Regions from separate parts of the Homo sapiens genome. Here region 1 is linked to region 2. Evidence: chromatin loops called from intact Hi-C (ENCODE). Cell type or tissue: heart right ventricle. All regions are shown on one strand. Each heading gives the region's core, and the rest is flanking DNA. Links, peaks and the distances in the headings are about the cores only.

The links. Peaks named below come from ENCODE experiments on the same cell type or tissue, not always from the same donor. Only the 100,000 strongest peaks of a DNase experiment are listed, where the experiment ranks them.
Region 1: it touches region 2 in a loop (2.2-fold over the local background); 9 of 110 quality-filtered maps call a loop at or near these places.

The regions. Positions count from the first base shown.
Region 1 is chr13:26,375,831-26,378,748 of GRCh38, forward strand. All of the region lies in intron 4 of CDK8 (cyclin dependent kinase 8), which reads left to right. Among named protein-coding and RNA genes, the nearest start is that of CDK8, 120 kb to the left of the region's middle. In heart right ventricle, for the core only: a CTCF peak has its summit at 1,375 (motif pointing right); no DNase peak of the experiment used is centred there.
Region 2 is chr13:26,495,327-26,498,244 of GRCh38, forward strand. No RefSeq gene overlaps it. Among named protein-coding and RNA genes, the nearest start is that of WASF3, 61 kb to the right of the region's middle. RefSeq lists a silencer at 1,384-1,553. In heart right ventricle, for the core only: a CTCF peak has its summit at 1,457 (motif pointing left); a DNase peak (open chromatin) is centred at 1,475; H3K27ac peaks cover 318 bases.

The DNA.
Region 1 (2,918 bases), core at 127-2,626, 120 kb before region 2:
ATCTGTTAGCATGATTTGATCTGATAATTCTACTTTTGAGATTTTATCCCAAGGAAATTATATGGTGCATGTATCAGGGCTTTGGGGGATGGGCGAGGAGCATAATTTTACACTGGCAATGGGAACATCGTTAGGGTTACTGCCAAAAAAGTAGGGGGTGGGAGTGGCATAACCAAGTGTCTGTTAATAGAAGAATACAGTATAGTTAGTAAAAGTAATACACAAACATCTAGATTTGTCAAGGAAGTAATACTTGGGAAGATAGTAGACAAAGCAAAGTTAGTTTTGTTATACCACCAAATCTATAAATTAACATCGTTTAGAATAATAATTGGAATTAGAGTGATTTTCAGATTTCAATGTAAGCTAGGTTCGCTTTTTTAATACATCAAGTTAAATTAATAATAATGAAAGAAAGGAACTATTTTGAAAGCTAAAAGTTTTCGATACTGTCTCTGTGCCTTGATACTTCTCCTTTAAGATGCATTTGGTCTCCTTGATGTTATTCAGCCTTCTAGTCTTCAGCTTAGTTATCTCTTCTTTCTTACTTGACTCATTAGAATTTGTTTAAACTGTTATAAAATTTTACAGCTTTTCAAAAATGCAATTAATCAGATTTGAAAAAAATCCATTTCCATCTATTAAAAAATATATACACATGTTAATATGTGTACACATTCTTTATTAGAAGTAAGTTGTATCTGTGCCCAGCAATTGAAAAGTGTGTTTTCTCTTGCCATGCAGTTTTTGTACTGTACATCCATGTTGCATTTTTAAGGAAGTAATATTGCCTGTGCTAGGCTCTGCTACAGGAAGTAAATGATCTTTGTGTCAGTGAAAATAGAAGGTTCTATCCCATATTGATCTCTTAGCACTTAAACTAGTGTGCTATGCCTCAGTTGCCTAAAATAGGCAGCTTAAGAATTTTGTAATTTAAAAACTCAAAACCCCATAGTATCTGCAGAAAAAAAAGAAAAAACCCTTGGGTTTTAAGGATACTAATTTAAAGCTAATCTGAACAATGTTTATTATTTTAAATATGTTTGATGATAGACCATTGACGAAAGACCATTTTAGTTTAACTTGGTATTAATAGAAATAGACGAAAGCAAAAGGTAGGGTTAGTAGAATGGATTAGAGAAAAATAAGAGGGAATTATAAAAAGAAAATGTCATCTTTTATTAGCACTATTACTCTTGTGAAGTTAGTCCTTGTTTTATAAAATATTTTGATTTGCATTGAAGATGACAGTCAAATAACTTTCATTCCCCCTGAAAGGGGACTTCTTAAGTAAGTCAGAAACTAGTTAATATCCCTATGATTTTTGAGTACTGCCAGTGTGTGGCACATTCTGAGTGCTCCCTTTATCCCCCAACAGGGGGTGCAGCCCCAGCTCTGTGGCTTTTGCATGCAGGATCTCAGTGAGTCCTGAAGGCACTCTGTTCCTCAGATGCCAGGCAGCCACATCTGTGAAGCTCTCCCATTCCTGAATTTATCTCACCCATTTAGCCTAGACTATGACCTCTTAGAGGGCAGGAACTGTTTGTTTGTGTCTCTGTTGATCCTCAGTGCCTCTTAATTCAGTGAACATAAGAATGAATGTATAGTACTTGAACTGTTTACTATAGAGAATGAAGTTAGGTGTTTATAAGTAACATACATGTTGTTTTTATCAGGAAACAGAATTGGTTAAGAATTCTATGCTTTTTTTTCAAATTTAAACAGAGGAAGGCAAGAAACAACTTTACTAGAAGTGGGTAATTTCTCCTTGAGCTTAAGGTGTTCAGCAGTACTAGTGGAGTAAACTTCAGTATTAGAGGTAAAAAATTCATACCCCTGAAAAAAAGAGGAAAAACTGTATTATAAAGATTTCATCACTGGATTTCCAGGTTTATCTCTATCACTTAACTCTTTAGAAGATTACAGTAAAACAGTTTGTAAAACTTACTGAGTATGTGTCTATTTAAGACTTTGCTGCCTGCTTTTGAATCTCATAGGACTTTTGAAATGTGAGATATGTGTCAGTCCCTTCAGTGTGTATTATACAAAATAATCATAGAGTAACTAGAAAGTTTACCACCAGGCTGTGTTATTTACACATTTGTGGAAGTTTAATTCTGGACAAATGACAGAGAAAAGCACTGACAATATAGTTTCTTATGGATCATTGTCTTCTTTTAATAGAGAGATCCATCAAGAATCAACTTTTCCTGTTGACTCAAAATCTCCAATTTGCCTTGATACATTAGTAAATATCTGAAGACTTCATTTCACCCCTGGAATAAAGTTATTGCCGTTAACTTGGCAGATGTGCCACCATTCTCCACTTCCTATGTCGGATAGCTCTGATAAATGCTGCATTTTCTTCATCAACCCAGTTCTTGTCTTTTTCAAGATAGAGCTTTTTGAATTCTTTATTTTTCCATCAGAGTTGGCTCCTAAAACGAAACCAATTTGCTATCCTTGGTGTATGCCAAAATCATTGGTGCACTCTCCTCCAGCATGACATGCTGGAGAACAGAAAGCTTCTGCCAGAATGGTTGTCTCTGCAATACAAACATCTGCTTTAGGAAATATCAATGAGTTTTTTGGGAGTGCAGCAGCAAAAAGAAGAAGAAAAGCCTGGGAGAAATAAAACAACAATTAGATAAGGGAACCCATTGCTTCAAACAGTAGTATCTCATAGATTTATATCATTTTTCAGATGGCAATCAAGGATGATCTATCATTATTTCTGTGCATGGCTTTGCTATACTTGAAGATGTTGCCATGATATTATAATTTAAGTCATGTAGGATTTCTGATCTCCATGGCAACAAATACAGTTTAATGGAGTATATGCCTCATCAGAATGTCACCAGCAAAGTTCTATATGTTCTTTTAAGGTGATTATGTTTGATAGCATATAAAAGATCAGA
Region 2 (2,918 bases), core at 276-2,775:
AACAGGCTCCTGAGAACAGCAATCATGAGGCTCCTGAGACATTCCTCACACATTTCACCTCTAGGGCACATTTCCCATGTTTTTTCCTGCAGGATAAACACAGTTTTACATGAAAATGGCATGAGCTACTTTAAGTCAAGGTTCAAAATCACGTCATGTGAAGCAGATTTGATCTGATGAATGGGAATCTAGGCACGTTCCCTGTTGATGTAGTTATGGTTTCCCGTCCTTACGGCCAATACACATCCTCTGAGACCAGTCTATTATTTATGTTTTGTTCATATAAACAACCCCCCAACTTTCCTGTGTTCTGCACTAAATTACTTATTTTTTAGTAGCCATGGGCCCTGGTAGGAAGCTAACAAAACCCTCAAGTCAGATAATTGAGGGAAGCTTAATGAAGGGGCTATGCACGAAGATCCAGGCAGGGTTGAGGAAAACCAACAGGGTGAGGATGAAGATGCCACAGCTCCGCAGCTCACCCGCCCTAGAAGGACCAGGACCAGGAGCAGAATCCAGAGCTTGGAGAGGACAGCTGGAGGCAAGGCTGTCTGCCCTGAGCCAGGACCTGAGCCTCCCCAGCAGGGAGTGGGCTGGAGAATCTGTATTCCAGCCTCACTTCCTTCCCACCTGCAGATGCTGGCAGGGCCTCCCAACATAAGTCACAGAGCAAGAGAGCCTGATCGTTCCCAGGACACAGAGCAAAGTGGAGGAAGCTGCAAGATGGATCTGGGAGAGTGAAGAGAAGATACCCTAGCACAATCCCCTACTCCTCCCCCAAAATGAAATTAAAACAATGAAAACAGAAGCAAATGGAAAAAGCAAAGCAATAAAATAAATGAAATTATATATGTGTGTGTATATATAAAATACATGTTTTTTAAAAAATCAAAACAAAAAACACCCATCAAGAGGTCACAAACTGGAGGCCGGGCACGGTGGCTCACGCCTGTAATCCCAGCACTTTGGGGGCTGAGATGGGCAGATCACCTGAGGTCAGGAGTTCGAGACCAGCCTGACCGACATGGTAAAACCCCATCTGTACTAAAAATACAGATATTAGCTAGGTGTGGTGGCAGGTGTCTGTAGTTCCAGCTACTTGAGAGGCTGAGGCACGAGAATCACTTGAACCTGGGAGGCAGCGGTTGCAGTGAGCTGAGATCATGCCAGCCCGGGTGACAGAGTGACTCTGTCTCAAAAAAAAAAAAAAAAAAAAAAAAAGAGAGAGAAAAGAAAAAAGAAAAGAAAAAAAAAAAGAGGTCACAAACTGGCCCTCGAGCAGAAAATAGCCCCAAGACAATTTGATTTGGCCTGGTACTTGTCTTACAGACATTTGAACATTTGAATTTATTGCCAATATATAAACTTGGGAGGTTTTACATAGAAATCTGGATTTCCTGTGTTTCTTGAACAATCCAAAGATTCAATGGCCCCATAGTGGGAGCTGAGGGCCTGCTGCCCTCTGGAGGGAAGACAGAGAGCTGCAGCCTCCAGGCACTGTGGCGCCCGCCCCCGCCCTCCCACCTCTACTTGACTGATGTCTGCAAACTGCTGGGCCTGGGTAGGCAACTTAGACTTACACCGATCCAGAGAGGCCCATGCAACTGAGTAGAAACAGTAATTCTAAGCTCTCTGGTCACCAAAGCAAAGAGGGAAAAGGATAGGGTTCTTTATATTATAAAAGTAAGAATACCAATTCATCAGAAGAGGAAAGTTTTAATAGTTTCAGTTCTGAAAAATACCCATAGCAGAAAGGCACATCAGCTCTTTTTCTCCTACAACTTTTGATGCTCACGAGAAGCTCAGCCCAAGGCGGAGAGGAAATGGCTGTAGCAATGAAGACTGCAGAGTTCCTGCTATCAGCTGCTGCTCAAAACCCCTCAGTGGCTCCCCATTGCCCCGGAGCAATGATTCTCAACAGGGGGCAACTTCATCACCCAGGGGACACTGGGCAATGACTGGAGACGTTTTTGATTGTCATGACTGGGAGGCGCCACTGGTATGTTGTAAGCCCAGCCAGCAATGCTGCAGAACATCGCACAATGTACAGGACAGCCTCCTGCCCTGCCTCACAACAAACAATTATCCAGCCCCAGATGTAAGTAGTGCCAAAGCCAAGAAACCCTGCTCTAGAATCAAGTCCAGAATCTTATCCAACTTCCAAGATCTCCATTGCCTGGCTCCTGCTCCTATCAACCATCTCCTCCTTCAACCAACCCTGCTCCCCGACTCACACTTGGTCATTGGTTGCCCACTCCTTTTGTGCCATGTCCTATGTTTGGCCTTTTGAGTATGCTGTTTCTTCCATCTGAGACACAAACTCGTTCACCTTCATCACCTAGGGGCAGTCTATGTCCCTCAGGGATCATCATCTATATCCCTTAGACATCACTCCACTTCCTTAAGGGAGCCTGTCTCTGAAACCCCCAGGACACCCTGCAGGATGGTAATGACCACACTTTAGTGTCATCTCTGGACTAAGTCTGCGAGGGCAGGGAGCGGGGCTGTCTTGACTACTGAATCCCCAGTACCTGCATAGAACATGCACCCGATCTGGCCACACACCCTCTAATCTCGGTCCTCTAATAGTCTTAAATAAATAAAATCCAACTTCTACCAGAAGCTTTAGTTTTGTCTCCAAGATAACCAGCATGAATCAAGCAGCTCTGGGGAGAAAGCGGATGAGTTTGAGAGCTGCACTAGCTCACTTCCCAGCAAGCGCTGGCTCTGGCAAGCCCTTGCAATTCTACCTCCCACAAGAAAACATTTGGTTTACAGGTTGGTCTGACTTGGCTTTGGAATACCAAGAACACAATCAGTATAAGTACCATCCAGTGTTAGTCAGCACGGATTCACAGAAGTTCTCATTCTACATATTTATTAAGAAATCCATCAACCCACACTTTTCTAGACAGAGC